2 separate regions of the Mus musculus genome follow, and region 2 is linked to region 1. A link is a loop called in an ENCODE intact Hi-C map of the cell type or tissue named here. Cell type or tissue: gastrocnemius. All regions are shown on one strand. Each heading gives the region's core, and the rest is flanking DNA. Links, peaks and the distances in the headings are about the cores only.

Region 1 (14,101 bases), core at 1-5,000:
CCACACAACCCCAGGCCACCCAAAGAGAGCAACTGCATTTTCCCAGGAGGCCACAGAGGCCCCTCCCTGTAATGATGATACCCACTTCCTCCAATCCCTCATTAAGCTGGACCTGTGCTCCCAGATCCTCGGGCATCACAAAATGCTGTTCTGCCACCTCTAGAAAAATGCCTTGTTCTCAGAATTGTCATCCTCAGAAAAGGGCCCCATCACAGTCTGATGGAGCGTCAGCACTTGCCCTGAAGGGCAGACCCAGGAGCTACCTGCAGTGGACTGGGGGGCGGGGGGGAGGGTGCCCTGGGGATTCTTATCTTTCCCTGCCAAGACCTGTGAGCATACAAACCTTGAACTGTAGGTTCAGCCCAAGGTCCAGGGCTGGAAGAGTTGCAGGTTGCTTCCTTCCTGCTCTCCCAGGAGGGGGCTTTCCAGTCTGGAAAGGGAAGGAGTCTGTGTGTCCCTGGCGTGGACAGGCAGGCTGGTGGGCAGGGGGTTGGCATCCACTCCAGAAACAGGAAAGCTAGTCCCAGCCTCAGGTCCAGGCTTGTTTGATTCCCCTCCAGCAGGCTCTGGTGGGCAAAGCTATAGCTTGTAGCCAAGGTTCCTCTCCATCTCACCAAGCCTTCCAATCTGGGGATGCAATGACCCAGCCCAGACCAGGGTAGGGTGGCCCAGCAGGGTCACTCAGAGCTTCAGCCTATACAAAGCTTTTAGCTAAGCTTCCTCCATCCCCACCAGATCCCCCACTCTGCTGAGCCAGACACTATGGAGCCCTGTATGGAGAATAGCAGGCCTGGCTTGTCCATGTCCCAGAGCTCCAGACTGGGAGTTTTGAATGGGAGGACAGTGTTGGCCAGATCGTCCCCAGCATCCCTTTGGGGATCACTTCCTACACTTCGCTCTGCCCGACCCGACCCTATGTCACTCCTGTGCTTCTAGGATTCCTGCCCCCACCCCCACCGCCAGCCATAGTCTCACGTGACAAGGCTGCTGTTGAGACAGGTACCAAGAAACTGACAGCAGTGCCATGGCCAGGGCAGAGGCGAGTGCAGGCTGATTGGCACCTCAGAAGTGCCCTGCCCATCCCCTCGCAGGGTATAACTTCCAGATTGTGGTGGAGAGCTTGCGCAATGCCTAAAGGGGAAGGGAGGGTATGGGTGCCATCAGAAACTATCTAGCTGGTTTGAGGTATAACGTAAGGTGGGCACGAGGTGGGCAGCGGTACCCTTGCTTTTTCAGTTACTCTGTGCTTAGTAAGATAACCATAGTGATATCTGCCCCTTTGTTTCCGCCCCGGCATCTTTCTTCACCTCTCCCCAAGCTGGTGACCCCAGGAGAGTCACATTTTGGCTTCAGAGTTCACTTCACCCCGCCCCACCTCTTCTCTCGTGTCAGGAACCCAGAAGGCTGTGGGGGACCTGCAGGAAGGGGGCCATCCTGCCAGCTTGGGGCCACAGGCTTCTGGCTGCCAGAGCCTGCTGTCCTTCCTGTTTGTGCCGCCAGGCTGGCTGGGGCCTTTGCCCCAGCCTCACCCACGCCCACATGCTCTTCCCTTCCTGGGTGGATTTGAAGGAACCTCCCCCACATCTGCCTTGCTGTTATACTGACCCCCTCCCCATGCCAGCTCAGTTTGGAGGAGGGTCCCACAGGGTCTGTTAACTGTAGGGCACCTGACCATGAGAACTTGCCAACTGAGGAGTCAGTTCGGAAATTTAGCTCAGAAATGGGGTCAGGATGGAAAAGGGGGTGGGGGGAATGTGAGACATCATGAGTCAAAGGGAAAGCCAGGGGACCTCAACATACCACCTCACCTCACCAGGCCTCCTCACTCACAAGGGCACCCAAACCCAGCTTTACATCTGGGGTTCCAGGATCAGGATCACACATTCTATTCTACCCAGCCTAAGAGACCTTGTGGACCCTCGTCCAACCAGAGCAGGGTAGGTACCACAAGACACACACACAGAGAGAGAGAGAGAGAGAGAGAGAGAGAGAGAGAGAGAGAGAGAGAGAGAGAGAGAGAGAGAGAGAGAGAGAGAGAGAGAGAGAGAGAACACCTGGGGCAGCAGGATTTTAAGGAAAGTGCCTGCTTAGCCTGCCTGATCTGGACCCACTCCCCACCCCACCCCCCATCCCCCAAGACTGGTCAGATGTGTGTCTAGAGGTCCCCCTGGTGGCCATTCTCCAGAATCACTTGATCCTGCTAAGAAAGGCACTAACCCACTAACAGTGGGGACTTAGGGCTCTAGGAACCCTCAGGCAAGGCTTGTCTTTGGAGAAGCATAGAGACAGAGCTTTGTAGGCTTGCCGGCAGTAAAGGGGACACCTAGGTGAAGGAGCACGCTGCTGAGGGGTAACATGGCAGCAGGTTGGCAGGGGAAAGGTGTGGTCTCCGTAGTCTAGTCTCTCCTTTCCCATACTCTCTCATCAAGCCTGTCCTTATACTTGTCTGGGTGCTGTTGTTTGATGAGCTACATATCTACCAAGAGCTGGTTCTCTAGGGACTCATGTACCACAGCCCAAGTTTTGCTTGTCCTTTTCTGGTTTGCACCAGGACAAGCTCCTCTGGAATGCACAGCTGTTGGGAAGTTGAGGCTGGAGTACCTAGAATCAGGGGCCACACCCTGGTGCCCCAGGCTGGGAGGGGCTGAAGGACATCACCTCCTAGGGGATTCGGGGATGAAGCTGGGAGGACTTTGTTTCTTTCTTTCTTTCTTTCTTTCTTTCTTTCCTTTTTTTTTTTTTTTTTTTTTTTTTAGTGGGTGTCCTCTCCCCTCTCTCCTCTCTGGTCTTGGGGGTCACAGACACACACCAACACTCCTATAGAGAGGTGTTTAGCTGCTCTCCTAGAGGATATGGCTTGATTTCCAGCACCTATGTGGTAGCTGACAATCATCTGTGACACAGTCCCAGGAGGATCCAACACACGATTCTAACCTCTAAAGGCACTGCACATATGTGGAAATAAACACATTTTTTAAATTACTGACATTTGGGGATGGTGAAAAGGATGAGGTTACAAGCTCATGCTGCTCTTGCAGAGAACTCAAGTTCAGTTGCTAGCATCTATTTTGGATGACTCACAGCCTCCTGTAGCTCCATCTCCAGGAGCTCTGACACCTCCTTCTCACCTCTGTGGACAAATGCACGCACATACCCACACAGAGATGCATGTACATGCTAATTTAAAATAAAGTATTTTAAAATTGCATTTATTTATTTATTTATTTATTTATTTAGGAGTGTGTGTACACATGTACTGTACCATGGAGCATGGTGTGTGTATGTGTGTACACATGTACTGTACCATGGAGCATGGTGTCTGTGTGTACACATGTACTGTACTATGGAGTATGGTGTGTGTATGTGTATACACATGTACTGTACCATGGAGCATGGTGTGTGTATGTGTGTACACATGTACTGTACCATTGAGCATGGTGTGTGTATGTGTGTACACATGTACTGTACCATGGAGCATAGTGTGTGTATGTGTGTACACATGTACTATACCATGGAGCATGGTGTATGTGTGTACACATGTACTGTACCATTGAGCATGGTGTGTGTATGTGTGTACACATTAACTGTACCATGGAGCATAGTGGGTGTATGTGTGTACACATGTACTGTACCATTGAGCATGGTGTGTGTATGTGTGTACACATGTACTATACCATGGAGCATGGTGTATGTGAATACACATGTACTGTACCATGGAGCATGGTGTGTGTATGTGTGTACACATGAACTGTACCATGGAGCATGGTGTGTGTGTTTGTGTGTGTGTGTGTATACACATGTACTGTACCATGGAGCATGGTGTGTGTATGTGTGTACACATGTACTGTATCATGGAACATGATGTGTGTATGTGTGTACACATGTACTGTATCATGGAGCATGGTGTGTGTATGTGTGTACACATGTACTATACTATGGAGCATGGGGTGTGTGTGTGTGTGTGTGTGTGTGTGTGTGTGTGTATACACATGAACTGTACCATGGAGCATGGTGTGTGTGTGTGTGTACACATGTACTGTACCATGGAGCATGTGGAGGTCAGAAGACAATGCCATAGTCACCTCTCTCCTTCCATCATGTGGGTTTTGTGGACTGAATTTAGTCCATCAGGGTTAGAGTTGGTAGAAAGCACATTTATTTGCTAACCAATCTTTTTAGCCAAAATCTTTTTTTTGTTTTTGTTTGTTTGTTTTGTTTTTTCGGGACAGGGTTTCTCTGTGTAGCCCTGGCTGTCCTGGAACTCCCTCTGTAGACCAGGCTGGCCTCAAACTCAGAAATCTGCCTGCCTCTGCCTCCCAAGTGCTGGGATTAAAGGCATGCACCACCACTGCCTGGCTAGCCAAAATCTTTTAAATTACATATTATTTATTTGTGTGCATGTGTGTGTTGGAGTGGTGTGTGTATGGAAATCAGAGGACAACTTGCAAGAATTTGTTCTCTCCTTTTTCTATCATGTGGCCAGGGGTTGACTCAAATAGTCAGGCTTGCCAGCAGCAGCATTTTACCCATTTAAGCCATCTTGCTTAAGTCCACTCCCTGCCTGTTATGTGGCTGCTGTGAACCCCAGGTCCTCGTGCTTGCAAGGAAACACTTTGCAAAATGAGCCATCTCTTCAGCCCCTGAACTAGGAGAGCCTGTTTCCTAGAATACTGACAATACATTCTGTACCATGCTTGGTCTCACCCTGCAAGAAACTTGTTGATTTAAGGACATCTTTCTTTTTAAAGATTTATTTATTTATTTATTTTATGTATGTGAGTACACCATTGCTCTCTTCAGACACACCAGAAGAGGGCATCAGATCCCAATACAGATGGCTGTAAGCCACCATGTGGTTGCTGGGAATTGAACTCAGGACCTCTGGAACAGTCGGTGCTCTTAACTGCTGAGCCATCTCTCCAGCCCTAAGGGCATCTTTCACATGGATGGGTGTTATCCCAGGTTTGTGCTGGGGTAGAGATGGTCACTCTTTGGCATCTGTGCTGAGTGACATCAAGAGGTTCTGTTAAAAGCCAGGTGTTGGTGGGAGGAGCATGTACCATGGGAGGCAGAGCCAGGCTGATCTATAAGTTTGAAGCTAGCCTGGTCTACAGAGTGAGTTCCAGGACAGCCAGAGCTTAAAAAGACAAAGCAGCTGAAACACAGATGCATCCTGCTGGCCTTCCTCTCACAAGAAGCAGATAGGATAGCTAGGATCCTAGGGGCCAGGCCTGCAGAAAGCTGAGGTGGGCTCAGGCCTCTGGCAAGTCAGCCCAGAAGACTGGCTTCTTGTTAGAGCCATCAAGGCACCCCTTAGCAGGGGCCCTGGGACAGAGAAAGGACAGCAGAAATATTGGCACAAAGAAATGGAGCAAAATGGCTCTGAAAAGGGTGAAGCTATGCAACTAGCCTAACAGTTGGATCACCAAACCCCCACGGACCCCAGAGTAGGCAGCCACAGACCCTAGGAACACACTGAGGATATCCAAAATGCTATGGAGGTGAGCATCGAGAACAGACCAGCAGAAAGAGCATTGCAAGCATTGTGGACCTTCCCCTCTAGACAGGCTGAACCCTGGGAAGTCCCCAGCTCTGGCTCCAGTCCCACCAGCGAGACAGGTGTGCTGAGTACCAGGTCTCCCTTTGTTCTGGATGTGGTCTGCATCTCTCTCTATCCCAGTCCTCTGTGGGACCTCTGCAGACAGAGAGGTGCCAATGAGCACCCACTGATATGCCTGGTGCTCAGCATCCTCCCTGCTTTTATCCCACACGTTAGCCCAGAGGGAAGCAGGCTCACAGTAACGGCCAGCTCAGGGCCACAGGCAAGTGAGACAGGAATTTTTGCTGTGGGGGACTCTGGCTCCAGAAATGTGCTGCTTTGGATAAACCAATAGCTTCAAGCAGTGTTGGCCCCATTTCCCACTCATCTTCTTCACCACTCTTCAGGGACATGCTGGTGTCTACACAGCTCTCTTTGTCTTCCCTATTGCAGGGCTGTCTAGGGCCTGTATACTCTCTACCCCAACAAATACTTATGAGTTCTGAATACAAACCTTTGTCTCTCCATATCTATTGATGGCCTGATTTCAGCACCTTTAGCCACATTATTACACACACACACACAAACACACACACCACACCACACCACACAAAAACACACATGCACATAAACACACACACACATACATGCACATAAACACACACACACACTAACACACACACATGCACATAAGCACACACACACACACACACTTACTTTATCCCAAGTGTGTAACTATGCATTATATTGGTAAATTGCCGCGTGTTATTTGAGTTCGTCTAAGAAGCTGTTTCTGGAAGTGGAGTTGCCATCTCCTCATCCCCTCATTTCAGACTCAGGCATATTTAATATTTATCTTAAAGTCTCCTTTGAGATCACTTGTCTAAGGATGGTATGCAGCCCCCTAACTCCATGACAGGAAGAGAACAGGAGAGAGAGAGAGAGAGAGAGAGAGAGAGAGAGAGAGAGAGAGAGAGAGAGAGGGAGAGAGAGAGAGAATATTGTATTCTTGAGAACAGCTAGCGAGCTAAGCCATTTCCAACTGAGGTTACTATTGTTTATCCTGAGGAAGACAAAGCTGAAGTGTGGCCAGGAGCTAGGCCACCAAGGAAGTCCAACTGGGAGGAGCCCCAACTGACCGCCACACCCTCCCCAGCTGGGACCTTTTCTTTCACTTGGATGCCTCCTTCTGCTCTGCCCAGGACTTGGTCGTGAACCCAGCTGACTGCCCCACAGGGCTTCCCCAGTAAAAATGTGCTGCACTGTTTGTTGGTATTTATTGTTTTTCAGACAGGCTGTTCTGGAACTTGCTCTGTAAACCAGGCTGGCCTCAAATTTACAGAGATTCTACTGCCTCTGCATATTGAGTGCTGGGATTAAAGGCTACCATACCTACAGTTTCTGCTGGAGGCTATGAGCACTTAATTTGATTGCGTTTTGTAATCTATCTGTGTGTCTACCTCCTACCTATTCCTGTGATCTGGCTTGCTGTACACTTAATACACTCACCCATTTGAAACAGAAAGTATGGTTAGGATAGGTCATTATTCCAACTGTTCAGAACATAATTAGCAAAGATAGCAGGATGCTATTTCTGTTTTTAAGGAGTGACTGCTATAAAAAGTAGAAAGGGACCTAAGAGATAATGAAACTGGAGATGAAGGGAGTGCTCCCAGAGCACTCAACCTTACATGCAGCCACTGCTAGAACCAGAGGAACAAATGTCATCCTGGTCACCCTGCACTCACAGGGTTAAAGTACAGAAAGAGCTCTCTGCAGCTCCTCTCTCTCTGCCTTTCCTTGCTAATGAAGGCTGCAGCAGGCCCACACCTTAGCACAACCGACTCCATGGTGGAAGTCCCTCTCAAATTGTACAACTCACTGTCAAAGTCCATAGTCACACGTTTCTGTCAGTTTTGTTCCTCTGGCTTAAGACCTGTGCCCCCTTCTTTTGGGGATGTGAGTCCTCTTGGCTTTGCCAAGTCACCCAGAGAATCCCCCCACCCCTAAAAGCCCCACACCTGCCCCACTCTGGGAGCAGCAGGCCTTGCTTGTTGCTTGACTGTTGCTCAGTCAGGGTTGGCCCCTGTGTGGAGTGAGGAGGGGCTAAGCCTCTCCTCCAGGGACCCTTGCCATCTAAGTGCCAATCGTTCTCTCCAAGGTGAGCATTTTCTCTATTCAGTGCCTGCTCTACCAAGTCCCAGAGAAGTTCCTCTGAGCTGAGCCCAAGGAAAAGAGAAAGTTTTTCTTTCCCTTTCATTATTTACATCATTTTTAACCAATGATCCATATAACTGGAAAACTCAAAGCCCACCATTCTCTTAAAAACAATTATAAAAAAACAAAACAAAACAACAACAACCCAGCTGTGCAGTGGTGGTGCACGCCTTTAATCCCAGCACTCACAAAGCAGAGGCAGGTGGATCCCTGTGAGTTTGAGACAGCCAAGGCTACATGCGGGCGCCCCCTCCCCCCCACACACACACACATGCAACTTGTCTCAAAGAAAACTGAGAACGATGCCAAGCAATGGAGCCTAACCAAGAGACTCTAAACAATTTCCACAGGTACCTTTTAGAAAGAATCAAGACAACTGCCAAAAAGATTTCCTTTGTCACCAGTCAGCCTCAGATAGTAAATAAAAAATTATAAAATTTAAAAAGAAATTATAGATAGAACTAGGTCCCAGTTGCTGGATGTGTCTTGAAAGAAAGTCAGAGAGCTGACTGTATAAATTGAAAGCCATGGTCACCTTCTCTGGTGATGAGAGGCAGTTAGACTTACAGAGAGAGGCTCAGCAAAATTTTGGTGTCTCATCCTCTGCCAGAAGAAACCGGCTCCCCAGGACTGGCCTCAGACCAGGTGCCTGAAATTGTTCAACTAACTAGTACACCTTCCTCCCTCCAGATCAAACAATCCCCAATAACCTGGGAAACAAAGGGGAATATTGTAGTCCATATTTCCTGACTTTAAAAAAAAACAGGCACTGGGCTGGTGAGATGGCTCAGCGGGTAAGAGCAGTGACTGCTCTTCCGAAGGTCCTGAGTTCAAATCCCAGCAACCACATGGTGGCTCACAACCACCTGTAATGAGATCTGATGCCTTCTGGTGGTGTGTCAGAAGACAGCTACAGTGTACTTATGCATAATAATAATAAATAATAATAATAAAAACAGGCATTCTGGTGCCCTGTCAGTCACGCTGGGTCACACCTCTCCTGCCCGTGAAGAACTCTGGCACCTCTGATTCTCCTGAGTCTGATTCTTCCAGAGAAACAGGTGTGCACTGCTAGGACTGGAAAGCTGGACTTCAGCCTCCCCTTGGCAGAGGCGAGCCAACCTGTCTTTGCTTTTGAATGGACAGACCCAGAGGCAGGCTATACACCTAAATTAGGTAGCACTAGGATGTAAAGACAATAAATGCTGACCTGCTCTTCATGAGAGGCTTTCCTGGGGGAAAAAAAAAACCACTCTAAGAAGACCACTGAAGGGCTCCTGCTAGGGCTACAGACAAAACATCAGCTAAGGAAGTCCAACTTTGCACACCAGAGGCTACTTAGCTTGCCTACCAGCTGAGGGGAGGCAAACTGTCTCAGAGTAGCTGCCATCCTAAACTCTAAGACTAGATTCGCGTTTGAGAGTTCCTAGGTGCAGTTAGGTATCCCTGCCGCTGGACACTAGAGTTTGGGAAAATAGCAAGGCCTCTACACACCAACACAACAAGGGGCACTGAGCCCTAGTCTGGGCTGAGACTAAACAAAAGGCTTTGGAGGCTTTAAAAATAGCGTGAACCTCAGTTCCAGCCCTAGTACTTCCAATTGGCTCAAAGCCTTTGTCCACAAGACAAAAGACAGAAAGTTTTCACCCAAACTTTGGGACCATGGAAACACCCTGTGACATACATGTCCAAATGACTGGTGCCTGGAGGCAAAGGATGACCCACTTGTTGAAGAGCTGAGATGGTTACTGCTAGTTTAATAAAAGAGGGCAAGCAAGTTAACTCTGGGTCAATATCTTATATTCATAGCACCCCAATGCACGGCTGAGGCCATCCTCTGAGGAACACCAGGAAGCTGGCTCTCTACTGACTGTGTGACCCAGTACCAGGCCCTGCTCCTAGACCACCCTTGAGTCCAGTCTGAGAAACCTACTGCCATCAATTCAGCACCTTCTTGTCTATCATGCAGATGCTCATCTATGTCTGTCATAAAGATAAAACCAGATACACAGGAGCTGCAGTAGTTACTTTATCTGAAATGATTTGGGCCCAAACTGGGTACCACAGCACAGAGCGCAGACCTGATAAATCTGACCCAGAGGGATAGATGGAGACTATTACCATGGGCCATCACCAGTCGGTATACTTTTACTACAAGGCACATACATGGAATGATCTATAGAGAAAGTAGGCTTCTCACCCCTGGAAAAAAGACATTAAAAAAATCCTGGCTATCCCAGAGGCTATTTAGCTTCCAAATTGTTGGGCTACTAACCTGGCTGCTCAGCAAACAGCCATAAGACCAATGGGGCCTGTTGATATTCTGATAACGGCAACAGTTGGTGCTGTCTGAAGAAGAAATGGACAGCTCAAATCCAAAGGTTGATGGAGGAGACAACTGGAAAGACTCTGGTAGCTGACCTTCACCAGGCTATTCATCTGTGGTCCACAAGATTATCGGAGTTGCTCAGACCAAGGTATGTTATACCTAGACTAGACTAAATGCTGGATTTGTGCTCAAATGAATCCAAAACTTATCCAGAAAGTGTGCAGATGAGAGACTAATACCCTGGAAAACTCTGAAAAAACTGACTTGACCAAGATCTGGCTCACTAGAGAAGGATAAAAGTACTTGCTGGCCTGGAGAGATGGGTCAGTGTTTAAAAGCACTGGTTGCTCTTCCAGAGGTCCTGAGTTCAATTCCCAGCAACCATATAGTGGCTCATAACCATCTGTAATAGGATCTGATGCCCTCTTAGGTGTGTCTGAAAACAGCTACAGTGTACTCTTATGCATTAAATAAATAAGTAATTTTTAAGTACTTGCTAGTTTTGTTTTTAAAGATGCATGTATGTATTTATTTATTTATACTTATTTATTTATGAAGGCTCACTCTATCTGCATGTACACTTGCATGCCAGAAGAGGGCATCAGATCCATTATAGATGGTTGTGAGCCACCATGTGGTTGCTGGGGATTGAACTCAGGACCTCTGGAAGAGCAGACAGTGCTCTTAACTGCTGAGCCATCTCTCCAGCCCTGTGTTTTTATAAATACCTTTTGGGGCTGGATAAAAGTGTTCCCACCCAGATAAAATTGCTCAAATAGTGCTTTAAAAGCTCCTCCAGGAAATTCCACCCATCCCGAAAAAACATAGCCGGGCAGTGGTGATGCATACCTTTAATTCCAGCACCTGGGAGACATAAGCAGAAAGATCTCTATGAGTCCGAGGCCAAACCTGATCTACAAAATGAGGGTTAGGGTCCAACCACCATTGCTGTCAGGCCTGGACCTGGGTACTAAGAAAGACAGATACAGGGAAGGTATTAGCTAGTGTCACTACAGACCAGAAACGCATATTCATTTTGACCTTTGCTCACTAATGGCCACTTTAAATATCTGGTTGTATGAGAGAAAGGAAAGATATGGGAGTTTATCTCTGATAAAGGAATACAGAGTTTACAATTCTATGCATGCCCTGTGGCTGAGCCCCTTGGTTGCCCAGAAACAGGGGAGTTTCCATTGCAAAAGTTGGGGTTTTAAAACTAACACTTCCTGGGGAAAAAAAATCCTTTAAATAAAAGTTCTGGCCTTTGAGAAATTGAGAAAACTTGGGGAATCAAACTCTATGCCACAAAAAAGGGTCTTTGGGGATAGATTTAATCAATACTAGCTAAAAATCAGCCAAGATTGCTGTTTATGCTTAGACACGCAGACCCACACTACCTAGGAATAGAAACTGTCAACCCATTGACTGATGATGAGCTTCACTGTGACTCGGGGCAGCCCAGATTAATGCTAAAGGACTTACAAAGAACTTGCAAATATCCAAACCTCTAACCTAGGTATTTCTCCTTACTCTGATACCTGCGATTCAGTCCTGTGAGTTAACTCATCTGGATAACAGCAGCATTACCAAGCCCCTGAGACTATCTGCTGCTGTCTGGTGCTAATGGTTTGCCTAAATGTGCCTCTTCTGATACTTTCCAAACTAAATAGACAGGTTGGTCAGGACCTAGAGGTATTAGAAAAACAGTTAGATTCCCTTACAGAAATGGTCATACAAAATTAAAAAGATTTATTTTATTATTATTTGGGGGGGGGGTCAAGACAGGGTTTCTCTGTATAGCCCTGGCTGTCCTGGAACTCACTCTGTAGACCAGACTGGCCTCGAACTCAGAAATCCGCCTTCCTCTGCCACCTACCTGAGTGCTGGGATTAAAGGCGTGCGCCACCACGCACCGCTAGAAGAGATTTAAACTTCTCTTGAGATTTAAAAAAAAAAAAAAAAAAAAAAGCTATGGGCTGGAGAGATGGCTCAGCGGTTAAGAGCACTGACTGCTCTTCCGAAGGTCCTGAGTTCAAATCCCAGCAACCACATGGTGGCTCACAAACATCTGTAATGGGATCTGACACCCTCTTCTGCATCTCAAGATAGCTACAGTATACTTAGACATAATAATAAATCTTTGGGGGGAAAATGCTATGCATGGCTTGAAAAAAAAACATGTTGCTTCTATGCTAATTGATAAAGAGAAATTTTTAAAAAATTGTGCCATGATGTGAGTTGGGACTCAAAAAGAAAAAGAAACAAAGATATGAATCGGGTAATTGATACCAGTCTCTGTCTTCTTGGTCCCCTGGCTAACTACTCCACTATCAGCATTGACTGAGGCTGGGCAGGCCCCTTCATTTTAAACTATATGGCCAACTGTATGGTTCAGTAAAATTAATGGTCCTTAGGACCAACTAGACCTCTTTAGGGCAGGATGAGCCCATGATTTGACTCATTCACTAAGTTCAGTAGGGAATGTAACAGGACCCCAGACCTTAGCACAACTGACTCCATGATGGGAGGGCCATTCAGGCTGTAGAACTCAGCATACAGACAGCATCATATAGCAGAACAAAAAAAGACCTAATCCATCAAAGTCCACAGTTGTAGGAAAGTCTCAGAATGCCCTAACCTTGCTTTTTTGGCCTCTGTATTTCTGCTCCTGGCTATGTGTTCTTGTTAACTGAAGTATGTCAACCCAGGGCGTGGTTTTCATGCTTAACAGCTCATCCTGAGAAAGGCTCAAAGCTACACTGGGATCCTGAGGACCCAGTGTAATCACTGGATGAATAATAAAGACTTTCTATTGGCTTAAACCCATGTCCCAGCAGTCTTCTCTAGTGAATACCCCACAACAAAGGTCACTGATAATTCCACAGGCTCTGGCTTGTATGTAAAACAGGAAGAAACTTAAAGGCTTAACACTATGGACAGATAAAATCTTCATTTACAACACTGTGCATATATGTGTGTGTGTGTGTGTGTGTGTGTGTGTGTGTGTGTAATTTTGATTGAACTCTTGTTTATAGAAATAAGAGACTGTAAGTAGATGAGAAGTATATAAATTAGATTGTATTTTTGGTCAAAAAGAAAATAATATTGCAGACAAGGGTAGGTTTTACCGAATAGAATAAGATGTTTGTCCTGAAACTGAAAGATGAGGACAAAATTTAAAAATGCAAGCTGTAGCACTAAGTTGCAGAAGGCCTAAGTGAGTTCTATGAGAGCTGTGGACAGGATTTAAAGATGGTGTATGTCTAGTCTAATCAAGACAAAGACTAGGGTTGGGGGGGTAACTGCTTGTCGAAACTGAGTCATAGCAAAATCAACACTTACTTAAAATTGTTTTGTTTTTGTCTAAGCTTTCTCTAAATGTTACACAGAACTTAAAATTACAAAGCTAAAAAGAAAAAACAAAAAAACAAAAACCCGGGAGTGGTGGCAGATTTCTGAGTTCTAGGCCAGCCAGGTGTATAAAGTGAGCTCTAGGACAGTCAGGGCTACACAGAAAAACCCTGTCTTGAAAACACAAAATAAAAGAAAAAAGTTACAAAGTTAGTAGAGTAAAGCCATCTTTTGGGGGATAGCCAAAGCCTTGAGCTCTGCACCCATGAGAATTAGAAGGTCAAAAAGGTCTTCCAACATTTGACCCTTGCCCTGAATGGCCAGCTAGGACCCAGGGAACACTGGGACCCCTCCCTCCCTCTTTGTTACTTAGAGCAGGCTGACCATGAACTCATAGAGATCTGTCTGCCTCCGCCTCCCAAGCATCCAGCTCACCTATCTTCTTGACCAGAGGCCACAAAGTCTCCAGAGATCAGACTTTAACCAGCATATGTCCTACTGGAAGGGAAGTAATGAAGGGACATGCTCCCTATGCTTTCAAAGGAAGTCATATGGTCAGCAGGACTCTGACCCAGCCCTACGGACAGCACAACTTGTAGAGAAAAAAAAAGGAGCCAGGATGCTTCTCTTCATTCATTCAGTTAGCTGGGCACTCAGAAGACAGA
Region 2 (15,394 bases), core at 6,601-11,600, 160 kb before region 1:
CGTTCTTGTGTATCTCTTTTCATTTTTCAGAGTATAAACAACTCCCAGGTCTCTTGGTCTGTAGTTAACTCCCACTTTTTCTATTCGATTTGTTTGCTCTGTGCTGAAAGGACCCCACTGTGAGCCGGGGGCAAGCCCTGTTTCTCTGGAAGGCAGTGCCTGTCCACCAGAGCCTCTTCCAATTAGGAACACAGTCCTTACACAGCCTGAAAAGCTGCTGATTTTTAAGATTTTTTTTTGTTTGTTTTTTGGTTTTTTTGGTTTTTGGTTTTTCGAGACAGGGTTTCTCTGAATAGTCCTGGCTGTCCTGGAACTCACTCTGTAGACCAGGCTGGCCTCGAACTCAGAAATCTGCCTGCCTCTGCCTCCCAAGTGCTGGGATTAAAAGCGTGTGCCACTGCCGCCTGGCTAAGATTAAATTTAAATGCAAGAAGCCATGTTGACTGACAGCCTTGGCAGCTGGACTCAGAGACTTGATTTGATCCGCTTTGTTCATCCGACTACAAGTATGCGGTTTACCCAGGCTTACCTGGCAGAGCTTCTCACCTAGAGTTGCCCCGAGAGCTGCCCCTGCACCTTAAGCGCCTGTTTCCATGGTTTTGTGGCCTGATAGGCTATTGTAGCCAACAAAACATGCTAGTGACCAAAGATGTGGAGCAGAAGGTGGCACTTTCTGGTGTGGTTCCCCATGACCTATATCCTCCAAGCCATAAAAGCTGAGCTTGCAGGCAGCCAGACCTCATGTCTCTCACAGGAACAGGCGGTAGAATGGGGAAGAAGCATACTCAGTTTTGTCTACTTCCTCTACAGAGGGAGACACTACTGAGGCAGCTGGAGACAAACCAACTAGACATCGATGCCACACTAGAGGAGCTATCAGTGCAGCAGGAAACCGAGGACCAGAACTACAGCATGTACGTGAGCTAGCATCTACAGCTATGCTGGCCTTCACTACCCTGAGCGGGGAGGATGGGTCCTGTACCCTGTTGCCAGTAGGCCCTAGTGTTCACAGATAAGAGCTGAGTGCCAGACTTTGGTCTGAATCTATGAGGCAGTGGAGAAAGCACCACATACAATCAGCCTGAGTGTCCTTCAGCCAAGACCTTAGCAGTACTCAGTGTAGAGCAGTGTGGGGAGCATCGGACTAACACAGCTCAGCAGCTCCTCTCAGCGGTCTAGGACCTGCGTCCATGCTATTTGTCCTTGCCCAGAGCCCTTCCTGTTCACCTGTTGGGGTATAATTATTAATATGAGCTAATTAATAGTCAGATCAACATTTTTCTAAAACAGATGGACTAGTACTTTGAATTGAGCTATGCTGGCCTGGGAGCAGCCTCAGTCTCCCTACATCCCCTCTCAGTTCTTATAGAAAGTGAGGACAGGTACTCCTGAAGATGGGTTGTGTCGACTCTGGCACTCTACACCCCCAAGTACTTTGGAGCCTACAGAACTTACAAAGTGCTTAGACATACGTTATGGTTCCTACGTGTGGGTCAGCACATGCCTGTGATGAGAGCCACTCCTCGTGTGCGATTGCTAACTTCCTCACTGACCATAACCAGCCACACTACTTCACTGTTGTTTGGCTAACAGCTACTGGCCTACCCAGATTCCACAGGAGTGGGTGGTCCTGCACCTCTGCTGTGCAGCTCAGTTCCCCAGGCTGAGGAAATGCCAGTGCAGAGGGAGAGCATGGGCTTGGGAGCTACAGTGCTAAAGAGACAGGATAGGCAAGGAATTAGTCTGGGTACCAGGGACGGGACAGTTGACTGGCAGACAGGCCCTATCCTCTGCCTAAATATAAATGTAAAAGACACACTGATGCCTGAAAACCATGGAAAAAGAGGGCCGAGAAGAAGCAGGTTCCTCACTCCATGCCCTTTTGCCCCTCCTAGCTTCCTTGAAATGATGGAGGCTCGAAGTCGAGGCCACGCATCCCCTTTGGCAGCCAATGGGCAGAGCCCATCCTCAGGCTCCCAGTCGCCAGTTGTGCCTCCAAGTGCTGTATCCACAGGGAGTTCCAGCCCCAGCACACCCCAGCCTGCCCCTCAGCTGTCTCTAGGTGTCTCCTCCACCTGTCCCTCAGCACCATCTCCTGTACCCTCTTTGGAGGCCATGCCCTCCTCTGTACACTCTTCAGCCCCAGCCCCAACCCCAGCTCCAGCCCCAGCTCCAGCCCAGCGTCGCAGTATCATCTCTCGGCTGTTTGGGACCTCACCAGCTGCAGAAGTGACCCCTTCACCTCCAGGTAAGCCTGGGAGCAGCTCTCTCATGTGAATTTGGGGCCACCTTCTGGCATCTTGAGCTTCATATTCCTCACTGGAATGTCCCTATGCCCCTGAAAAGTCACATGGGCCAGCCAGTCCTTAGCCTGGTTCTAAAATAGCCTGGACCTTGAGCCTGGGTGCATGCCTTGTTAAGTCCCAATCCCACAGGCACAGTTTTAGGGCTTGCCTAGCATGGGGGCAAGGACCACATAAGGAAGAAACAGCATTTCTCTGTAGAGCCAGCTCCAGCTCTCGAAGCTCCAGCAAGAGTCCAGAATGTTGAGGATTTTGTCCCTGAAGATGGCCTTGACCGAAGCTTCCTGGAAGACACAAGTGTGCCTAAAGACAAGAAAGTTGGAGCCAAAGGTCCCCAGCAGGATAGTGACAGGTAAGGGTCAGATTGATAGAGCTGAGCACAGGGTCCACCTCAAGGACCAAGCAACAGAGCTTCCCCATCCCATTCATACCTGGGTCTCCAAAACCCCATTGTGGGCACAGCCTCCGGTGCTTACTAGGTTGGCAGTTAGCTTTGAGGACAAATGGAGGAACAGAGGGAAGGGCTTAGGTCATGTCAAAGCCCACTCAGTACAATCATTGCCATCCACCCTGGGGAATACAGACAAAGGACTTACCCGGGACTGAGGCAGAGTTTATGGCCACAGCAAACTAGAGAACATTAAGCTAAATCTTCCTAGGATAGCAGGAGCCTTGACAGATGGCCTATCAGGGATACGGGCACTCTTTTTTTTTTTTTTTTTTGGTTTTTCGAGACAGGGTTTCTCTGTGCAGCCCTGGCTGTCCTGGACCTCACTCTGTAGACCAGGCTGGCCTCGAACTCAGAGATCCACCTGCCTCTGCCTCCCGAGTGCTGGGATCAAAGGCGTGTGCCACCACGCCCTGCTAGGGATATGGGCACTCTTGAAGGCCCAATCTATGTGTAAGGTATAGTGAAGGCCACCTGGGTCTCCATATAGACCCAGAGAAGCAAGCCCTAGCCAGGTCTAATTTCCTGCAGCTAGCCCTTCTCAGTCCCTTCTCTGAATTCTAACGACACTTGAACATCTGTCTACAGTTAAGCCTGAGATTATTCCCTCTCACAGATCAAATGTTGAGTGACTGTTATCATCTCCAGCATCACCATGTTGTATGGGACCAAGGGCTTCCCTTCCAGAAACAAATAAATTAGGGGCTTCTCTCTGGACTCCTCCCACTGATTCTGTCACTGACCAGCAGCAACTAGGCAGTGCTTCCCTCACTATTTAGTCCCCCTCTTGACAGCAGAATACCCCTGTAACAGCCCAGAAGGTCTTGCCACTGGGATATGGTACTACAGACAGGGCAGCTCTACAGGCAGTGGGGTGGGTAATCAGCAACACACAGCCCCCTCAGAACCTCTGACTGCCTACCCCCCCCTCTTTGCAGTGACGATGGGGAGGCCCTAGGAGGGAACCCAATGGTGGCAGGTTTCCAGGATGATGTGGACATAGAAGACCAGACACATGGCAAATCCCTGCTGCCCTCGGATCCCATGCCCAGTAAGAACATCAGTCTCTCAAGTGAGGAGGAAGCCGAAGGACTGGCAGGCCACCCTAGAGTGGCCCCTCAGCAATGCTCAGAGCCTGAGACTAAATGGTATGGGCTGGGATTCCCAGAGTATGTCCAGCTGAGGTGGCAACCCAGGGTGGCCTCTGAGTTCCTGACATTTCTTCTTATGTGAAGGTCCTCCACCAAGGTCTCACATCCACAAAAGAAGAGAGCTCCCACGAGAGGCACGCCACCGTGGTCAGATGGTCTCACCACTGATGACTCTGAAAGACCCCAGGAAGGGAAGGACAAACAGGTGTCATCAGAGAGTGATCCTGAGGGGCCCATTGCTGCCCAGATGCTGTCCTTCGTCATGGATGACCCAGACTTTGAAAGTGATGAATCAGATACACAGAGGAGAATGGTAAGGACAGGTGCTGACTGGGCAGCTCAGGCACCATCCTTCCAGAGCTAGAGGACAATCAAGAAGGTCTGTTTCCCAGAGCCTGACGAGAGGCAGGAGAATGTTCCTGGCTCCAGTGCCCCAGAGGCACAATCCTTTCTTATTTACTGTGTGGCTGAAGCCTGCTGGAGAAAGTGAATGAGAGTCCATGGGAGAGGGCCCATTGTCCACATGAAGGCCCTGCTGATCTTTCTGAATCTGGGTCAGGTTACCCCTCCCATCCAGCCCTAGCCCCTGGAGTCGTAAGTGAACTTGCCAACCTTGTTTCCCAGATCCCTCGGAGTGGTCAGGGCACAATCGGCCTACCAGCTGCTCTCTTTCCAGGGCAGGTTTCCAGTAAGAGAAGACCTCTCTGATGTAACTGATGAGGACACTGGCCCTGCTCAGCCACCTCCACCTTCCAAGCTCCCAGGTGCTTTCAGACTGAAGAATGACTCCGATCTCTTTGGGCTGGGCCTAGAGGAGATGGGACCTAAGGAAAGCAGTGACGAAGGTAGGAGGGCCTGGAACCTGCTGGATCCTAGAGGTCCTTGTCTGTGATACTCCTGTGTTTACATTTACATTGCCTATGGTTTCTCTTTTCACCACAGTAATTAGCTGTGAGATTGGTGAAACTGTCACACCAGCTGGCAAATGTGCACCCAAGTGTGGTCCAGAATAGTCATCTAAACACTGTCACTGTCACTCTATCCATGGTTCCCTATGGGTCCTCACCTCTACCAAATGTTCTACATTCCATGCTTTCAGGTGTCCCAAGCCTTTGGGACAGAATTCTTTTGGGAGGGGGAAAAAAAACCACACAGGCTAATAAAAGGTTACTGCAGGGAGAATACCTGGGAATCTCGGGCCGGCCCAGGCTGCCTGGAGAAGTCCTTGGACTTGGGCCATGTCAGCCCAGCAAACAGCTTAGGACTGTACTGTCAGGTTCTCAGCCCCATAGGGAGGGGAAGAAATTACTTGAAGGCTTGTTCAAGACTCACCACCACAAAAATACATAAATTGCCTGTGGGACCACGCCCTGTTGGGAATGGGGTCTCTGCAGCAGTGCCTCTGCCTAACTCTACAAAGTGGTAGCAGGTAGGAGCTCAGCTGTCCTTTTCTGTGCAGATAGAGACAGCAAACTTCCCTCTAAGGAGAAGAAGAAAAAGAAGAAGAAAAGCAAAGAGGTACCTACTCTGTCACTAACCTCCCAACTAGCCAAGCCATCCAGGCTCCTAGAATGTGGGATTTAGCCTTGTGGGTTGCCCATTGACTCTAGTTCTGCTCTTCATGACCTTCAGGAGGAAGAAAAGACTACAAAAAAGAAAAGCAAACACAAGAAGAGCAAGGACAAGGAGGAGGGCAAGGAGGATCGGAAGAAGAAGAGGAAGCCCCCTCGGAGCAAAGAGCAGAAGGCTGCAGATGAGCTGGAAGCCTTCCTGGGGGGTGGGGCCCCTGGCAGCCGCCACCCTGGAGGTGGGGACTATGAGGAGCTCTAAACATGCCTAGGGCAATTGATTGTCTGGGAAGAGGTGGGCTGCCAGTGGCTGGGAGGCTGCTGTCTATGCACCCACATTCCCAGGACCACCCTGCCACCTATGTCCCCCAGCCATTATGTCTGCCCCCATGTGGTCTGGCCCACTCTACATTGTTTTTTGTGCAGAAGACCTTGGTGGTGTTCAGGCCCTTGGGTCAGGCGCTGCAGGTGCTGGGCCTCAACCCAGCAGAAGCCTGCTCTGCAGGGAGGGAGGGGACAGAATAAAGTTGCAGCTGGCTTGGTGGATCACCTGGCCTCCCAGAAAGAGCTGCAACCAGTCCCCGGTGTTTCTCAGGGATGTGCCTGGGGCCGAGAAGGGACCCACCAGGGTCTGTTTACAGAGGCAGGGCGTGGGGCTGCTTGGCTTCTCTAATGCCCACCACCCAGCCCCACTCCTGCTTGCCTTCCGGGGCTCTCCCAGAGCCACAGCATGGCTTGGGTTGTGGACCTTCTTCCCCATGGATCCAGAGTGGCACAGGGTCCTGCCCTGAGCACAGATGTGTCATGTGTCACTCAGGAGGGCATGGCAGCATCTGCTACTGCAAAGTGGCCCAGGCCCCGCACTGGGTAAGCCTGGCAAGAGAACACAATGTACCACTTCTCCTGTGGGAGAGGCACTAACGGGCTGCCACTGTGTGCCAGCTGCGCCTCTGCCCGCTGAGCGCCTGCGCAGGTGAGCCCAGAGGGCACCTTCTTAGACACTCCAGACCCATACCATAAAGCTCTCTGATTTTACTGTGGTGTGTGACTCTTTTTCTGGTCCCCTAAACAGCTTGAGATGAGGCCAAACAATGGACTAGGTGCTGTTAAGCCAAAATTCGGCCCAAAGGGTGGTCTGAGGACTTAGTACCTAGCCATACCATGTAATCCAGAGGACCAAGGTGGCCATGGTTCAGGGCTTACCACCACAGGCTGATACAAGGTTACTGCAGGGAGAATACCTGAGAGTCTCAGGCCCTGGGGCCCTGGTAAGGTAGTTGTGTCCTGCTCTGCACTGCCTCCCTGCCTGCTGGGAGTCTGGGGGCGCCTGCAATTGAGAATTTCGCCCCCGCTGGCAGCTCTCCACCCTCGCCCACTGTGGACACGTTGCCATGAGAACCCTCCAGAGGCAGGCATTTATCACTGCTAGTGACGTTGGGGGTGGAGCATAGTGCTGCGCCTACTGTGGGCCAAGGCTGAGAGTACTTCCCTAGAACTTGTGGGGGTGCTATGAGGGGGGCTTCCCTTTTCTGCTAGGGAGCTGTGTACACAGGACAATTGATAACTGAGCAGGCACTATGGGACAAACATTACCTGGCCCTTTAGCTCCCAGACTTTGTACTCCTGATGTAGAGAAAGGGTCTACACGTAAATTACCCCCACTACTGCCCAATAAGCCGTAGCACCGGGATCTTGCCAGGTCTGGTGCCTAAATAGGCAGGTCTGGCATCTATAGCCCATCATCTACCAAGCTAGGATGCTGGAAGGCCCAGTGCCTCTGGCAAGAGGCACGCAGGGCCAGAATGAGGTTGTGGCTTAAGAAGTGAACCTCCTGAAGACTTCCCCCAAAGGAAGCAGGCGGTGGCCACCCAGGCTATATTGGACACTGGAAGTTGCAGCTACACTCCAGGCTGAGCAAGCCATCTGGCTCCCGGGCACCTGCCGAGATTTTGGCGTCTTCAGAGCCAAAGAGGACAGTTCCTGAGGAGAGGCCAATGGGCATCTGCTCCCACCCAGGTCCAACCACAGACGTGTATTCTGGAAACTTCCCCAAACCCAGTTTCTCTAAAGACAAGCCAAGGTTTCTGGCTCCTTACAGGACCCTGCCTGGAATCCTTCTGGCAGGCTTCTCTTGGTGCAAGGGACTCCCTGTTCAGACCGAAAGATTTGTGCTTTGGGGATGCTATACATTACCCTTCACTCTACACCGCCTAAAATGAGAGCTAGGTCGTCTGTGGTCCCAGTATACACCTACCTTATAACGCGGCCCCTTTAAGTGCTATTCTATTGGTAGCCACTAGGGGCAGTACTGAGCCGCCAGGCCAGGATCACAGCTGCTGCCTCCAAGCTTCTGCTGGTACCGGGTGTATGTATATATATATATATATTTATAGCGGGGCCAGGTACACACTGGGACCGACCTGGGCTATGCAGACTACTCGGGCTCGGCTCGTGGAGTAATCACCAGGTAAGAGGCCAAGCCAAACTGCCCAGCATGTGGAGCTGTTGGCACGGGAGGGGGCTGCACGGAAGGATGAGGAGTCCCCGCCCCCAAGCAACGCAGACTAGGTTCTTGCTGATGGCTGCTCCAGGACGGGCCAAAGCAGGACTGCTATTTGGGAAGGGCCTTCAAAATACCTAGGATACAAGAGCAAGCCCCAACCCCATCCCAAAGGGAGCGTGTGTCACAGTGCACTGCTCCTGACAGCTGCAGCCAGCAAAGCCGACTGTCACCTTCCTGGGGCGGAGCCTCAGACCCTGTCATCTCACCCAAACTCTGACCTGGCACTGAGTTTAGAATGAAAGGGGTCTTAATAGGGTCGGCATGAACCTGGGTTTGGAACAAGCCTTGGTACTTAGTAGCTCTGACTCCAAAGAGCACCCCTCTAACAGCCCCTTGTACACCTGGACTAGAGACCCGAAAGGCCCATCCACTTACAAGTCCTGCCAGGCCCCAACACACTCTCAACTTCCTCTGGAGCAGATGTCCTGGGAGTAGGTGCATTATGGGGGGAGGGTGTGTGTGTGTGTGTGTGTGTGTGTGTGTGTGATCGCCTTCTTAAACCCTCTTTCTCTAGCCAGCTCCAGGCCCTGGAGACCACAGACACTGGTGGCCCACATCTGAACATTAGCCTAGATCGTTTTCAGCCCATAGCTCCAGGGATGAACAACCACACGTTTCCATGGAGCTTTCCAAAGCCAGAGTGGGAAGGACTCTGTCCTGGGGAGGGGCTTTCCCGCCCTCTCCTCTGCCTCCTCCTAGCTAGCAGCCTCCTGGCTTGGTACACTAGTGGTAGTTTTCAGCTTAGAGGAAGGACACCATGAACTCGTGGCTCACATGGCCCCACGTGGTTCTGTAGCCTAAACCTGGCTTTAGCACACACTGGGGGTGGGGGAAGGGTCCATGTGCAATTCTGCAAAGCAGGAGAGTCTTGCTGTAGCCTTCTCTGTTCCAGCAAGCTTGGTGGGTTTCATTCAAGCAACTGGGGTCCAAGATTTATGCAAAAGGAAGAGGGATTTGAGACCCAAGAAAACTCTGGGATCATTCCTCTGCCTAGGACCTCATCGAGTTGAGGGGACTTACGCTTAGTTAAAAAGGACTTGAGTGCTAGGAGAAGAGTTCTCTGCCCAGCCTAGTCGGCAGGCAGGAACCATTCATTGACTCACCTGGGACTCTGCATTATCAGAGGGTCTACCTGTAAGGAAATCTAAAAGTGCATCGTTCCAACTGTAGGCACCAGAGGGCAGTAGTGCTGAGATCACGTCCCGCTTTGATCTACCTAAGCCTGCCCAACCGACCCTAGTAGGGGGAGAGAATGCCTGGCAGGTTTAACTCAGGAGTTCCCTCTACAAAGAAGGTCCACAGTAGCCTAAATTCTCCTGGCCCATCTACCCCACAGGTCGCATGGACTGTGAGCTTTCTCCTGCAGGTACATCTAACATAGGCATGGAGGCAGCACCAGAAGCCTTGACCATGACCTGCAGCCAAGGCTGCACCATCCCCTATGCCCCAGGTAAGCCGGACCAGCACGTGGGGTGGGGTGGGGTAAAGGGCTTGGGGTGCAGAGGAGGCTGCCCTGACCGGTATCTCCTCCCAGGGCAAAATCCCCGAAAGGCCGTGTGACTGGAGCTGCCAGCCTGGGGACGTCTTTTAAGATGACCCGCACGGACCCGCCGGACTTGCTGGTGTCGACCGTGTACCAGGACATCAAGGTGGTGGACCCAGGGCTCACGTCCAAACGCCAGCCATGTGAGCGATCCGTGGCCCGGCCTGCTGCGCCCACGCCTTTCAACAAGCGCCACTGCCGTAGTTTTGACTTCTTAGAGGCACTGGACGAGCCCACCATGGAGACACACCCAGAGCCGCCACCTCCTGAACCTGCGCCACCGCGCGCCCGACCCAGAGACAGCGAGCCTCGGCGCCGCACCCGTTCCAAGAGCGCGCCCCGTGCGTCCCAAGGCCTGGCGACTGCTCCAGCTTCGCCGCCCGTACTGCAACGCAGAGGTCGGGAAGCCCAGCGTGCAGTGCGGGTGGAGGGGTCGCCGCGCCGGGAGCCCTCGTATCCTGCGCTGAGAGCTCTCGCTAATGAGCTGCACCCCATCAAGCTCCAGCCACAGCGGGGAGGCCCCGGACGCATCGCGCCTCTATGCGCCACCCCAGGCCGCTGCGCACCACCGGAACCACCCTCTGGACCTGTCCCCCATGTCCGCTGCCGTTTGGACATCAAGCCGGACGAGGCAGTGCTGCAGCACGCCGCCCGAAGCTCGCGATCTTGCGCACCTAGAGAGACGACGTCCTGGGCTCGCACAGCTCCACAGTTCCATGGCCTCACAGTTCCCGGCCCTCGCCACGTGGCCCTGTCACGCACTCCTACCCCCAGTGACTTGTACTGTACTGACCCCAGAACTCTGTACTGTGACGGGCCACTGCCTGGGCCCCGGGACTACTTGGAGCACCGCAGTCAACCCTTCACAACGCCTCCAGGTCCCACCCAATTCTTCTACACCGAGGAGCCAGAGGGCTACGCAGGCAGCTTTACCACAAGCCCCGGCCTTCCCTTTGATGGCTACTGTTCCAGGCCCTACTTGTCCGAAGAACCCCCTAGACCCAGTCCAAGGCGTGGGGGCAGCTACTATGCTGGCGAAGTACGCACCTTCCCGATCCAGGAGCCCCCCTCCCGCTCCTACTACGGGGAGACAACTCGAGCCTACGGTATGCCTTTCGTTCCCCGGTATGTCCCAGAAGAGCCCCGGGCGCACCCTGGAGCCCGCACTTTCTACACCGAGGACTTTGGGAGGTACCGAGAACGCGATGTACTGGCTCGGACTTACCCGCACCCGCGCAGCAGCCCACCCTGGGCTGACTGGGGTCCGAGGCCTTACCGCACCCTTCAGGTAATGCCGCCTCCCGCCCCTGGACCACTGTTGGCCTCGTGGCACGGCGGCACCGGCACAAGCCCACCCCGGCTGGCCACCGATAGCCGCCACTACTCTCGATCCTGGGACAACATCCTAGCTCCTGGTCCTCGTCGTGAAGATCCTCTAGGACGCGGCCGCAGCTATGAGAACCTCCTGGGACGCGAGGTTCGGGATACGAGGGGTTCATCCCCTGAAGGTCGGCGTCCACCAGTCGTAGTGAATTTGTCCACCTCACCCAGACGCTATGCAGCACTGTCGCTGTCCGAGACGTCGCTGACAGAGAAGGGCCGCGCGGGAGAGAGCCTGGGCCGCAACTGGTACGTCACGCCAGAGATTACCATCACAGACAACGACCTGCGCTCAGTGGATCGCCCGACTGCCAAGGGCTGGGAATTGCCTGGAGGCCGACCACGGCAGCCCGTATCCACGGTCCCTGAGGGTCCTGCTTCAAGCCGCCAGCGCAGCCTCGAGCAGCTGGACGAGCTCATCACTGACCTGGTCATCGACTCACGGTCGCCAGCCCAGGCCCCGGAGCCTGCCGCCGAAGGTTTAGGCCGCCAACTACGCCGCCTGCTGGACTCACGGGCTGCAGGCCCTGGAGGGGCCACCCTGCTGGCGCCATCGCGCTCGCCCCCGGCCTCGGCTGGCAGCACTGAAGAGCCCACCGGCTCGGGGGAGGCAGCGGACGCCTCCCCCGAGCCCAGCGCAGACGAGGATGACTTGATGACCTGCTCCAACGCGCGCTGCCGGCGGACAGAGACCATGTTCAACGCCTGCCTCTACTTCAAGTCGTGCCACAGCTGCTATACCTACTACTGCTCGCGTCTGTGCCGCCGAGAGGACTGGGACGCGCACAAGGCGCGTTGCGTGTACGGCCGCGTGGGCAGCGTGTGCCGCCACGTGCTGCAGTTCTGCCGCGACAGCAGCCCAGTGCATCGCGCCTTCTCTCGCATAGCGCGCGTCGGATTCCTGTCGCGAGGCCGTGGCGTGCTGTTCTTGGGCTTCCCGAGCCCAGGCTCTGCCGACAACTTCCTACGCTTTGGCCTCGAAGGGTTGCTGTTATCGCCCACCTACCTGTCGCTGCGTGAGCTGGCTACACATGCGGCGCCCCTGGGTAGCTATGCACGAGAGCTGGCGGCAGCAGGAAGGCTCTATGAGCCGGCAGAGTGCTTCCTGCTTAGCGTGTCCGTGGCTGTGGGCCCCAGCGCTGCACCCCCCGGAGCCGCTGCCCGGCCCGCGCCGCGCACTCCTGGGCCCACGGTGCGCAAGTTCGCCAAGGTGGCTCTGGCCGCTGGCAGCCCGACGCGTCCTCCTCCTGCGCGTGGCGGAGAGCCAGATATGGAAACCTTGATCCTGACGCCACCCCCAGGTACTGCGGGCCTGGACGAAGAAGGTGAGGCCGGCCGGCGCGCACGTGAAGTAGCCTTCATCCATATCCAACGTGAGCTTCGAATGCGCGGCGTCTTCCTCCGCCACGAATTCCCACGGGTCTATGAGCAGCTCTGTGAGTTTGTGGAAGCTAACCGGCGCTTCACGCCCACAACCATCTATCCCACGGATCGGCGCACTGGCCGCCCCTTCATGTGCATGATCATGGCTGCATCGGAGCCGCGTGCACTAGATTGGGTAGCCAGCGCCAACCTGCTGGACGACATCATGTGAACCATGGAACTATTAGGCCCAGGCCCCGACCCCGAGCCCTGCCTACTCTACTCAGGCCCTGCCTGATCCATCACGAAGGCCCCCAGAGTCTGGACCAGTTGGTTCAGCGCCTTCCAAATCCCCTGGGCCTCCTTTAGTCTTATACAAATTCTCTGCCCTGAGCTCCACCCACTCCACACCTCTAATTTTGCCTGGGAGCCCCCACCCCCACCCCTGTCCCGTTTCCAACCAGCTGCTTCTTTTCTTCTCTGTTCGTAACCGGGCCATCCAAATTCCACATCCTGGGCTCTCCCCAAGCCAGTCAAGGAGAGGGGGCTCCCCAAGGGCCCGGTCCTCGCCCTCGGTGCTCCCCACTGGGAGGTGGGGTGGGACTGAGGACCTCTGGGCTCTGCCTGCTACACTCATCCCATGGGGACAAACTCAGTTGGTGTATGTTGTGGGTGCTTGCTATAGCTCTCCAACCCTTCTAGTCCAGAAATCCATGTTAACCAAAGCCCGATGTCCTTACTTCGAGCACTTCCCCTAACCCTCCTGTCTGGGGTGTATCAGGCTCAGAGGGCTACTCCCTGTGCACCCCTATGAGGTTGAGGCAATGGGCGTAGCCAGCACTGTACACGTACCAGTGCCGCCTGTCCTTCAATACTCTCACCTTAGTCTGGGCACTTGTAGACAAGTTGGAATACTGGGGAATTTTCAGGTTAAGGCCAAGGTACAATCCACCCTGCCAGATGGAAGCCTGAGCAGGGGAAGCAGTGTGGGCGGCGACCCAACCAGAGTTAAGATCTGGGTAAGGATTTGAGCTCCCAACACCTACCCAACAAGATGGCCTTAAAAATCTGCCTTCCAGAGAAGATGGAGAGGTGGGAAGCGTGTGCTGACGAATTAGCAGACAACCCTACTGAGAGCAGCTCCTACCACGGAATGACTTGGGAATGAGTAAGGAACAGGGCTGTCCCTAATTAGGAACTGGACTAGGAAAGGTGCTTAGTAGTGAGCCACCAAGTGTGGGTACGGTTAAGGAGTCGGTGCCGAGGCCTGCCCCGAATCCAATCCTGTGTGCAAAAGTGCCCTGGCTGCACTCCAAGCTGAGAGAGAAGCCAAAGCCTGACGTGTTGTGGAGAGGTCTAGGCTTCCCTAAGCCCCTTGCCTGACCCCGTACCTGGATCTGAGCCCAGGACTTTGTGGAGGGTGTGACCCAGAGAGGGCTTGCGACCAGATTCTCCAAGAATCTTGGGAGAAGAAGAAGCCCCAAGCCCTTAGGAGCTCTGAAAGTTCAATTGCAAGAACCTGGGACACACACCTATGCACGAGGGTGTGCACACGCGCCAGCTACCCTCGACTGGATGTCCCCGGGACACTCCAGCTCTCTCTCCTTGGCCCCTGTCTTAGCACATGCCCGGATGCCGCTCTTGCAACACTTGCTGCCCCGCCGCCTGCCGCCCTCCCCAGGGGCTCCACAGTCCCTCCTGCGGCAGACTGGCAAGAACGCCTCTGACGAGAAGGGCAAGTGCTTTCGAACCAAGTAAAATAGAACTTGAATGTAGCTGCTGCTAATAACTCGGTAGTGGTGGTGGTGGTGGTCGTCGTCGTGGCCGGGGGGGGGGGGGGGGGGGGGAGCATTGCGTCAAAGCTTCCGGGAGTAGGAGCTTAACAACCCGCAACCGGAGTATTGTGGAAGGGGAGGCCCGAGGGTGTGAAGTGGAGTATGCAGGGGAGTACTTGAATTTGGAGAGACCGGAGAGAGATCCTCCGGTTTACAGGTGTTGGGGAAGAGAGGACTTCGGATTTATGGTTTACGGATTGAAGCCTTAGGACCCAGGAGTGGAACCGGAGTGCGTCCTTGCATCCTTTTGCTGCCCTGCAGCGGGTTGATTTACAGCACCACGGGTTAACCTATGCCTCGGCTCCTTTAACTGGGACTCATGAGCCCGATCCCAAAGCTGCAAAGAACTGGGTTGCAATTGGCCAGTCCGTGCCTCAGATTGGAGGTACAACTGGCTGAGGCTCTGGGCTAGGTAAGCATTCCCTCACGGGATTGGCCGTGGCTGCCAAAGGGCCCGCCTCCCTACGCATAGGCCTGGGTCGGGTTTGGTAAGGGGCTGTGGGGCCCAGAGATCGAGCGCTTCGGGGAACATGGCGGCGGACCTCGGTCAGATTCCTGATGTAGACATTGATTCGGATGGCGTCTTCAAGTATGTGCTGATTCGAGTCCACTTAGCAGAGCCTTCTGGGGATCCGGCGAAGGAGTGCAAGGAAATCGTGCGTGGCTACAAATGGGCTGAGTACCACGGTGAGGGCGGGGCCTCTGTGCCCTTGGAGGCGGGACGAAGGTTAGGGGCGGGGCCTTACAGTTGCTGGTAGCGGAGTAGTGACTGCTAATATATCATGACTTGTACTAACACATAGCTAGGCTGACCTAGAAACGTCGGGATTTGGGCAGAAAGGAGTGCCATGACTGGGATCTTCTTAATCCCGTCTCTCACTTCGAAAGTGTCTTCTTCCTCCCGTTCATCTTTTTGCCAGCGGGGGAAGGGCTCATCTTCTCTGGGAAAAAGACCACCAAGAGCTGGAGCTTCTGACCCCATATCCAGCCCTAGAGTTCAGTGTGGGGCCAACAAGGGCGGCTAGGGCATATCCTGAGGCCACTCTCCCCACCCCAGCGGACATCTATGACAAAGTGTCAGGCGAGCTGCAAAGGAATGGCTATGACTGTGAGTGCCTAGGCGGCGGGCGCATCTCCCATCAGAGCCAGGACAGGAAGATACACGTGTATGGCTACTCTATGGTGAGCTCCAGTCCCCAGGTCTCAGCCAGACTGCAAAGCTCACCTTTGTGAGCCTGACC

What was found. A loop is a pair of places that touch in the nucleus more often than their neighbours do. Peaks named below come from ENCODE experiments on the same cell type or tissue, not always from the same donor. Only the 100,000 strongest peaks of a DNase experiment are listed, where the experiment ranks them.
Region 2: it touches region 1 in a loop (2.8-fold over the local background); 1 of 42 quality-filtered maps calls a loop at or near these places.

Annotation. Positions count from the first base shown.
Region 1 is chr2:25,410,211-25,424,311 of GRCm38, reverse strand. It overlaps Fut7 (fucosyltransferase 7), which reads right to left and starts at 1,070. Exons shown (of 4, transcript NM_001289453.1): 1 at 976-1,070; 2 at 344-566. In gastrocnemius, for the core only: a CTCF peak has its summit at 2,196 (motif pointing left); DNase peaks (open chromatin) are centred at 490 and 2,183; H3K27ac peaks cover 244 bases.
Region 2 is chr2:25,574,129-25,589,522 of GRCm38, reverse strand. Ajm1 (apical junction component 1) reads left to right here and starts at 9,424. Exons shown (of 1, transcript NM_001005424.2): 1 at 9,424-14,107. The coding sequence starts at 9,626. The coding sequence ends at 12,550. It overlaps Phpt1 (phosphohistidine phosphatase 1), which reads left to right and starts at 14,652. Exons shown (of 3, transcript NM_029293.2): 1 at 14,652-14,840; 2 at 15,211-15,335. The coding sequence starts at 14,684. It overlaps Rabl6 (RAB, member RAS oncogene family-like 6), which reads left to right. Exons shown (of 15, transcript NM_001024616.2): 8 at 811-914; 9 at 1,896-2,248; 10 at 2,505-2,655; 11 at 3,690-3,899; 12 at 3,987-4,215; 13 at 4,579-4,747; 14 at 5,362-5,420; 15 at 5,535-6,506. The coding sequence ends at 5,732. In gastrocnemius, for the core only: CTCF peaks have their summits at 9,210 (motif pointing right) and 11,481; DNase peaks (open chromatin) are centred at 9,966, 10,570, 10,884, 11,371 and 7 more places; H3K4me3 peaks cover 3,038 bases.